Regions from separate parts of the Homo sapiens genome. Here all the other regions are linked to region 1. The links are chromatin contacts, found by Hi-C or POLR2A ChIA-PET in ENCODE. All regions are on one chromosome and are shown on one strand. Each heading gives the region's core, a stretch centred on a gene start or an enhancer-like site at or near the end of the contact. The rest is flanking DNA. Distances are from core to core; before and after follow the strand shown.

The links. A loop is a pair of places that touch in the nucleus more often than their neighbours do. ChIA-PET counts read pairs that join two places held with the same protein, here RNA polymerase II (POLR2A). Pooled maps may share reads with other maps.
Region 2: a pooled map shows a loop between it and region 1 (4-fold over the local background). The contact joins the promoter of SHBG here to the promoter of TMEM102 in region 1. A Hi-C loop is called at or near these places in 9 of 50 pooled maps. POLR2A ChIA-PET finds 5 or more read pairs at or near these places in 4 of 52 experiments (CD4-positive, alpha-beta T cell, WTC11, activated CD4-positive, alpha-beta T cell and 1 more).
Region 3: a loop to region 1 is called in a pooled map, with 4 times the contacts of the local background. The contact joins the enhancer-like site here to the promoter of TMEM102 in region 1. A Hi-C loop is called at or near these places in 1 of 168 maps with a recorded cell type or tissue (CD4-positive, alpha-beta T cell) and 7 of 50 pooled maps. POLR2A ChIA-PET finds 5 or more read pairs at or near these places in 1 of 52 experiments (PC-3).

The regions. Positions count from the first base shown.
Region 1 is chr17:7,433,897-7,436,777 of GRCh38, forward strand. TMEM102 (transmembrane protein 102) reads left to right here and starts at 1,539. Exons shown (of 3, transcript NM_178518.3): 1 at 1,539-1,800; 2 at 1,957-2,189; 3 at 2,298-2,881. The coding sequence starts at 1,976. RefSeq lists enhancers at 1,223-1,392, 2,444-2,881.
Region 2 is chr17:7,628,816-7,632,141 of GRCh38, forward strand. It overlaps SHBG (sex hormone binding globulin), which reads left to right and starts at 1,320. Exons shown (of 8, transcript NM_001040.5): 1 at 1,320-1,468; 2 at 1,601-1,692; 3 at 1,865-2,054; 4 at 2,385-2,546; 5 at 2,774-2,933; 6 at 3,064-3,200. The coding sequence starts at 1,358.
Region 3 is chr17:7,190,297-7,193,182 of GRCh38, forward strand. DLG4 (discs large MAGUK scaffold protein 4) reads right to left here. Exons shown (of 20, transcript NM_001321075.3): 17 at 2,649-2,821; 18 at 1,597-1,706; 19 at 971-1,062; 20 at 1-518. The coding sequence ends at 412. Among named protein-coding and RNA genes, the nearest start is that of ASGR1, 12 kb to the left of the region's middle. Within about 2 kb of position 1,360, at least 2 of the 41 ENCODE cell types and tissues checked have a DNase peak (open chromatin) inside an H3K27ac peak, as active enhancers do.

The DNA.
Region 1 (2,881 bases), core at 289-2,788:
CTCGGAAGCCACCCTCTGGGAAGGAGGTGAGATGCAGGGATGTCTGATGCCTGGTTACTCCAGACTGTGAGAAACAGCCCAGTCTCCAGTTCTCCTGATCTGGCCTCTTGGGTCACAGCCAGATGTGTGTGTACGGGAACCTACTTGCGCAGTTCTGGGCTGCTTTGGTGCTCTCGCTTCTCCCAGGGACCCCAGCTCTGGTTGCTGAAGGAGAAAACTCTCTGTCAGTGACGAGGAACCCCTGAGTCCTGGGCTTGCCAAATTGATCTCTACAGTTGGGGAGTCTCTTCTTTTACAGGCCTCTAATTTTCCTAGATGTCCTCCTTAATTATCTTATCCATGGACTTAGGCCTATCCCGTCCTGGAGACAGACCAAGGGCAGAAGGAATGTAAGAAGTCGTGGCCCAGGCCGGGTGCAGTGGCGCGTGCCTATAATCCCAACACTTTGGGAGGCCGAGGTGGGAGGATCACCTGAGGTCAGGAGTTCAAGACCAGCCTGGCCAACATGGTGAAACCCTGTCTCTACTAAAAATACAAAAAATTAGCCAGGTATGGTGGCAGGCGCCGTAATCCCAGCTTCTCGGGAGGCTGAGGCAGGAGAACTGCTTGAACCCGGGAGGTGGAGGTTGCAGTGAGCGGAGATTGCGCCACAGCACTCCAGTCTGGGCAACAGTGCGAGACTCAGTCTCAAAAACAAAACAAAACAAAACAAAAATTTGAGATCCCAAAGTGTTTTCCCTGCCACGACTCAGGTAGCAGTGAGCTGAGGTGGGCATCACTAACATGTATGTCTCTCCTATGAGTCAAACGTCCATTTCTGGGTCACCATCTGTGTGCTCCTGCCTAACACTACCACTTTTGGGATTCCAAGATGCACCCCCCCCACCCCACCCAGGCAGGGGTCCCTATCTCTCCCCAGGCCCTAGGGTGGAGTTTCGCTCTTATCACCCAGGCTGGAGTGCAATGGCACAATCTCAGCTCACTGCACCCTTTCCCTCCTAGGTTCAAGTGATTCTCCTGCCTCAGCCTCCTAAGTAGCTGGGATTACAGGCGTCTGCCACCACGCCCGGCTAATTTTTGTATTTTTAGTAGAGACAGGGTTTCGCAATGTTGGCCAGGCTGGCCTTGAACTCCTGACCTCAGGTGATTCACCCGCCTCAGTCTCCCAAAGTGCTGGGGTTACAGGCGGGAGCCACCGCGCCCGGCCCATCCCTCATTATTTTTTGCGACTCAGAGCCATCCTATTACCCCTCTCAAACCCCAAGGAATGTTTGAGTGGGGTTGATATGGGTGTGAAAAGACACAGAATAATCTGTCTCCAGAGGAACTACAACTTCCATCAGGCACTACTTCAGCGGAACAGGAAAGGATGTGGGGGCGTGGCTACCACGCCCTAGTAGAGCGGGAAACTACAACTCCCAGGATAACGCGGGATTTCAGCAGGGCCAAAAGAGTGATTGAGCTCTGACTGGCGACCCGACCCGGCGGAAACCACCTCGACAGCCTCCAGAAAGGGGCGTGGCTGAAAATGTAGGGGCGTGGCCACGTGGGCATCAGGAAGAAGTAACCTGTTGAATCTATTTCTGCTCCCCACCCTTACTGCTTCCCATAAGGGGGAAGCCGCAGACTAATAAGCCTCTTCCAAAAAAGAGGTAAAGGGAGGTAGACAAGGGGCGGCAGCGGAGGCTGGCTACTGCATTCCGTAGGAGGAGCCAACAGTTACTTTTTACCTGCTGAGTCCGGTGAACCAGTTCATGGGGGCGGGGACCTGCCTATGAGAAAAGGGCCAGGATAGAAGAGGTATTTATTTGTTCATTTTGAGGACTAAATTTAGAACCCATCATCTACAGACCCATTTGTAGGTTGTGTCTGGGGCACTCGCTCGGCCTCAGGAAGAGGGAAGAACGGGGACGACTTTGTGGCAGCAAAGCCACCTCCCTTCCGTGTTTTCCGCAGCCCAAAGCGATAGAACCGCATGGCTTCCGCAGTCTGGGGGAGTGCCCCCTGGTGGGGCCCGCCGCCCCCGGCCCCAGCTCGGCCGCTCACGGACATCGACTTCTGCTCCGGGGCGCAGCTGCAGGAATTGACCCAGCTGATCCAGGAGCTGGGTGTGCAGGAGAGCTGGAGTGACGGGCCCAAGCCGGGAGCCGATCTCCTCCGGGCCAAGGACTTTGTCTTCTCTTTGCTTGGTAAGTAACCCTACTTGCCTTTGGGAACTCACAGCTCTCAGCCTCACCACGCCCCCGCCCCCGCCCCGGCTTTGGGCGACGCCCTCACGATCCGTTCCCTTTTTTTAGGTCTAGTTCACCGCCGGGACCCTCGCTTTCCTCCCCAGGCAGAGCTCTTGCTGCTTCGTGGTGGGATTCGCGAGGGCTCCCTGGATCTGGGGCATGCACCCCTGGGTCCCTACGCCCGGGGACCTCACTACGATGCCGGCTTCACACTCCTAGTGCCCATGTTTTCACTGGACGGCACTGAACTGCAACTGGACCTGGAATCCTGTTACGCACAGGTCTGCCTCCCAGAGATGGTGTGCGGAACCCCCATCCGGGAGATGTGGCAGGATTGCTTAGGACCCCCAGTCCCAGGAGCACGTGATTCGATCCACCGAACGGAGAGCGAAGAAAGTTCCAAGGACTGGCAAAGCTCTGTAGACCAGCCGCACAGCTACGTCACTGAGCACGAGGCGCCGGTGTCTTTGGAAAAATCGCCTAGTGACGTTTCAGCGTCCGAGTCGCCTCAGCATGACGTCGTCGACCTTGGCTCTACCGCACCTTTGAAAACAATGAGTAGTGACGTCACCAAGGCAGCCGTCGAAAGCCCAGTCCCAAAGCCGTCGGAGGCTCGGGAAGCGTGGCCCACATTATGTTCCGCCCAGGTG
Region 2 (3,326 bases), core at 70-2,569, 190 kb after region 1:
GAGGCAGAGGCAGGCGGATCACCTGAGATCAGGAATTTGAGACCAGCCTGACCAACATGGTGAAACCCCGTCTCTACTAAAAATACAAAAATTAGACAGGTGTGGTGGCGCATGCCTTTACTCCCAGCTACTCGGGAGGCTGAGACAGGAGAATCGCTTGAACCTGGGAGGTGGAGGTTACAGTGAGCCGAGATCGTGCCATTGCACTCCAGCCTGGGCAACAAAAGCGAAACTCCATCTCAAAATAAATAAATAAAATAAAATGCGTCAGGGAGGGTCGGGCCTTGTGGCTAATGCCTGTAATCCAGGTACTTTGGGAGGCTGAGGTGGGCGGATCATTTCAGGTCAGAGGTTCGAGATCAGCCTGGGCAACGTGGTGAAATCCCCGTCTCTACTAAAAACACAAAAAAATTTGCTGGGCGTGGTGGTGCGTGCACCTGTAGTCCCAACTACTAAGGAGGCTGAGACAGGAGGATCGCTTGAACTCGAGAGGCAGAGGCAGCAGTGAGCCGAGATCACGCCACTGCACTCCAGCCTGGGTGATAGAGCAAGACTCTGTCTAAAATAAAATAAAATAAAATAAAATAAAATAAAATAAAATGGGTCAGGGAGTGGGTGATTTCTACTGCTAGACTGTTTAGGCCCTGTAATAAATGGATAAGGGAAGATAACTGAGAGGCGGGGGGCAGGTCCCTTCTTAATATTCACTGAATCATACACACAGACAATACCTTCTTGGGAGACAGGCCTCAGAGGCCTGGGAAAAGACTGGGGGAGGAGTTCAGACCAGATGCCAGGCACTGTGCCTGCATTTTCTCAATGAACCCTCTTTCACAGTCACCCCGTAAAGTATTATTTTCCTCATTTTACAGACAAGGACACTGAAGCACAGAGGTGAAGTGACTTGCCCAAGGTCACTCAGCTAGAAATTTAGGATTCCATTATCTCATTTCTAGTCCTGATACAGGATGCTACTTGGGACGCAGGGGAGGACTGTTTCTAGACCTCAGGCCTGTGAATGCAGGCTCCCCGAGTGGACAGAAATCTTGGAGGACCTAGATCAGGCCCTAGAGGAGGAGAGGGGAGATGGAATATCCTCTCCCAGTTCAGAAACTTTCTCGGCAGTGGAGGATGATAGTGGAGGGGACTCTGTCCTTCACCCCATTGATCCCCAGAGGGGTGATAGCTGAGTCTTGTGACTGGGCCCCTGGGCAGGGGTCAAGGGTCAGTGCCCCTGTTTCCTTTACCCCCTCCTCCCCGGGCAACCTTTAACCCTCCACCGCCCACACGCAAGGCTGCCTGCCTCTACACATTCTCCCAAGAGTTGTCTGAGCCGCCGAGTGGACAGTGGCTGATTATGGAGAGCAGAGGCCCACTGGCTACCTCGCGCCTGCTGCTGTTGCTGCTGTTGCTACTACTGCGTCACACCCGCCAGGGATGGGCCCTGAGACCTGTTCTCCCCACCCAGGTGCAGGAGCGGGACAGGGCACTCAGCTCATGCAGTCTTCCCTTCTCTCCTCTGGCCCTGTAGCAGGGCCTCTCCCTCTGTCTGTCTCTGACATGTCCCTACTCAGCTTTGTTTGTTTTCTCTTTCTGATAGAGTGCCCACGACCCTCCGGCTGTCCACCTCAGCAATGGCCCAGGACAAGAGCCTATCGCTGTCATGACCTTTGACCTCACCAAGATCACAAAGTATGGGGTTGGCCTAGCCCTTGACCCAGTCCCCTGGTTCTGCCCTCTCTCCATCAGCTCTTCTCTTTTCCCTGTCTTCCTTTCCTTATCTGTGAACACCATCTCCCCCAAACCCACACTGGTTCTCAAAGGACACATGACATACACAATCTTTCCTTCTGTGTCCTTCCAGAACCTCCTCCTCCTTTGAGGTTCGAACCTGGGACCCAGAGGGAGTGATTTTTTATGGGGATACCAACCCTAAGGATGACTGGTTTATGCTGGGACTTCGAGACGGCAGGCCTGAGATCCAACTGCACAATCACTGGGCCCAGCTTACGGTGGGTGCTGGACCACGGCTGGATGATGGGAGATGGCACCAGGTAAGCTAGCTCTGGTCCTCAGGGGAGGGATGTCTGGAGCTGGTCTGAGGAAAGGGAACAAAACCAAGTTATTGGGCATCCCTCTACCACTGTCATCTCGTTTAATCCACACGAACCCCCACAAAGTAGCTATTCTTGGCCCCATCTTTTCTGATGGGAATTCTAAGGCTCAGTCAGTATATAAGTGACAAGAGCTGAGTGACCCAAGGCCAAGGATGCTAGCTGCTTCTTTAAGGCATGTTCTTTCCACTATAGTACTAGGCTGCCTCACAGGAAGGTGGCAGAAACAGATCCCAGGGGCCTCTGATTTTGCTTCCCACCTTCCTGCAGGTGGAAGTCAAGATGGAGGGGGACTCTGTGCTGCTGGAGGTGGATGGGGAGGAGGTGCTGCGCCTGAGACAGGTCTCTGGGCCCCTGACCAGCAAACGCCATCCCATCATGAGGATTGCGCTTGGGGGGCTGCTCTTCCCCGCTTCCAACCTTCGGTTGCCGGTAACTACACCCCAGGGGTGGAACCCTAGCCAAGACTTGGTAAAGCACTGCTGGGTGGCTGGCCGTGGGAATCTAAGTCCACACTTTTAGGGAGAAGGGAAGGGTTGAGAGCTGCAAGGGGGAGGCCAAATGCTCAGAGGGGAGTCAACTGAGGGCAGGGAGGTCGGGACTGCGGCTCCGATGCCCTGATTTCTACATCCCCGTATCTTATCTCTGTCACACTCCAGCTGGTTCCTGCCCTGGATGGCTGCCTGCGCCGGGATTCCTGGCTGGACAAACAGGCCGAGATCTCAGCATCTGCCCCCACTAGCCTCAGAAGCTGTGATGTAGAATCAAATCCCGGGATATTTCTCCCTCCAGGGACTCAGGCAGAATTCAATCTCCGAGGTAGATTTCCTCGGAGTCTATTTTTCCCACCCTGGCCAGCTCAGCCTGCCTCTGTCCCCCTCTACCACTGGCCCCTTTCCTCCTTGAGACCCCAGCTTTGAGGCCTCAGGATAATCATTTCTCCCCACAGACATTCCCCAGCCTCATGCAGAGCCCTGGGCCTTCTCTTTGGACCTGGGACTCAAGCAGGCAGCAGGCTCAGGCCACCTCCTTGCTCTTGGGACACCAGAGAACCCATCTTGGCTCAGTCTCCACCTCCAAGATCAAGTAAAGGGGGACAGTGGGGCATTGCCTGTATTCAGTGGAGCCTGGAGCAATGAGGGAAGAGGGGAGTCCAACATGTCAATATTAGGAAGGTTTCCAGCCCAGGGAACATAACAAGACTGGCTCCAC
Region 3 (2,886 bases), core at 110-2,609, 240 kb before region 1:
GAGAGAGCGGAGGCCTGTGGCCCTGCATCCCTGCAGCGGGTGCTCCTCGAGGGGGCCCTGACTTCTGGAATGTGTGTGGGAGAGGATGGGGGAGGGCAGGTGGCCCCCGGTGGGTCTGTGTGTGCATTGGGGGCAGGTGGGGGCGGGGATCCTAAGGAGCAAGGGCTCGGAACAAGGAGCCCAGCTCCCCCCCAGACCCCAGGTTCCTGGCGTTCAGGAGCCCAGTTCTGGGGTGCGGGGATACATGCAGAGGAGTGTCCCCCCTCCAACAGGCTGGATCCAGTTAGAAAGGAAATAAATAAGAAGGGGTGGGAGGGAGGCCGGGGGGAGCCAAGGGCTTGGGCAATTCAGTCCAGACCAAGGGCCCAGGTGATGGAGGCAGGGCGAGTCCAGGCCAAGCCAGGGCAGGAATCAGAGTCTCTCTCGGGCTGGAACCCAGATGTAGGGGCCTGAGAGGTCCTCGATGACACGCTTCACCTTGTGGTAGATCTCCTCAAAGCTGTCACCCTCCACGATGGCTGGGAGTGGGGTGGAGCAGGGAGTGAGGCCAAGGAAGGGCCAGAGGACACCTGGCCAAGGGGGTTGCACCAGCCCAGAGGAAGGGGCACCTCTTTCCAACTCTCCAAGCCATAAGTCCTGGGGCTGCACCCGCCCACAGGGGCACCTCTTTTTTTTTTTTTTTTTTTTTTTTGAGATTGAGTTTTGCTCTTAGCGCCAGGCTGGAGTGCAGTGGTGCGATCTCGGCTCACTGCAACCTCTGCCTCCCAGGTTCAAGCGATTCTCCTGCCTCGGCCTACCGAGTAGCTGGGATTACAGGTGCCCGCCAGTGCTGGGATTACAGGCGTGAGCCACCATGCCGCGCCCACAGGGGCACCTCTTTCTAAGCCATCCACTGGGGGTGGCGGGGGAGCTCTTTCTAATCCGAGCAAGGGCACCCTACATGCTGGCAACAGCCTTGCTGTGGCCTCACCTGAGAAGCACTCTGTGAACTCCTGCTCCAGCTTGGTGGCTCTGTCGAAGGCTTTGCGGGCTTGCTCCTCTGTGATCCGCTTGTTAATCTCTCTGTGAAGAGGGAGGGAGAGCAGGCCTGAGACTGGACCCACCTGACCCTGCCTTTTATCTCCTCTATCCAGGAATGTTAAGTATTCTTCTATTTGGAGCACATAGCAAAAAAAAAAATACAATTCCCAATATCCTCTGGGGCCACAGATGAGAACCACCCCCCACCCCCCTGCCACCCGCAACCGCCCCAGCCAGGTGTGGCTACTCCAGGGACATCTACGGAGCTTCATCCTTCCAGCCTTCAGCCCCAGAGATGGGATTCGGACTCCAATTCCCAACAGCCCTAGAGGCCCTGACTCGCCCCAGCTGGTATGCCCCAGGGGCTGCTGGGAAATGTAGTCCTGTCTAGCCAAGGCAGGAGAGGAGGGGAAAGACCCGATTCCCCCACATCCTCTGGGTTCCAGGGATCCCCCTCAGGGGCTGCTGAAACCGCTGTCCAGGGTTCTGAAGGGAGAGTTGAACGCAGACGCCTTGTGAGGCCCAGGGCCACAGGTGTTGGGGGAGCAAAGGGGAGGCCCCCAGGACCATACTCACAGCACATTCTCCAGGGAGCGGGGGCGGATGAAGATGGCGATGGGGTGCAGGTGGGCCGCCTGCAGCCGCCGCACGGCATTGGCCGAGACATCGAGGATGCAGTGCTTCCCCTGGGGGCAGGCAGGGTGGGCGGAGGGGGGCCAGCGGGTGGCGAGAAAGGACAGAGAGCAGTGCCGGAGGGACACGGACGGGGAGAGGTGGGGAATGGGAAGTTGGCCGAAGGGGAGTGACATGGATGTCAAGAAACACGGGGGCAGAGAGTCAGGCAGGAAGCGGGTATGGACAGAGTAAAAGACAGAGGGAAAGGAAAGGGAAGATGGAGAGCACGGGAGAGGGCAGGGACAGGACAGAATGGAGGAAGGGAGGAGCACCAGGCAGGCAGGGACCCAAGAGATGGTGGCAGAGCCGGGGCAGCAGCGAGTGGGGCGGGGTGTGCAAGGCAGAGGTGACACAGGCGGGAAGGAAAGCCAAGAAAAAGGAGAAAGGAAGTAGGATAGAGGGAGGAGGGAGGGGAGGACGGACAGAGGACAGACAGATGGAAGGAACAAGGAGACAGATGGGAGGGAGTGAGGCAGATGGAGAAAGGAACCGTGGAGGGAGGGAGGGAGGGCAGGGTGAGGAGCAGCGGGGAAAGGAAAGGAGTTAGCAGAGGAGTGGGAGAGGGGAGCCGGGCCCCAGAAAAGGGTGAGGCAGGGGAGAGGGCCAGCGGGGAGTCAGGAAAAAGGGAGGGACCCAGTGGGGAAGGCCAAGCCACCAAAGACAAGGCCATGGGAAGAGAGGAGAAATGGGGCAAGGAGAAGGGAGTGGGGAGAGAAAGAGGCCAGATGGTGGTGGGGAATTTGGGGTCAGGAAGTGAGGGAGGTGGGAGAGAGAGCAGGGGCAGAGAGCAGGCAGTCAGACAGAGTTGCCCAAGAGGAGAAGGAGGTGGAGGAGCGGAGTGGAGACCCAGCAGGGAAAGAGACAGAGAGAGAGAGAGTTAGAGAAAGCTGGAGGGAGGCAGTGGGGTGGGGAGAGGGGAGAAGGAAGAGGACCGGGTGCCCGCCAGGTCCTACCTGCTCTGCCACCTCTCGCACGGACTGGACGCTGGTCCCATAGAGGTGGCTGTTGTACTGGCCGGCCTCAATGAACTTGTGCGCCTGAATGTCCTTCTCCATTTTCTCCCGGGACGACACAAAGTGGTAATCCCGGCCATCTATCTCATACTCCCGCTTGGGCCGTGTCGTATCTGCCAGGAAGTCACCCCACCCCCCAAAGATCTAACCACCATCCCTCTAGCTTAAATCCTGCCTA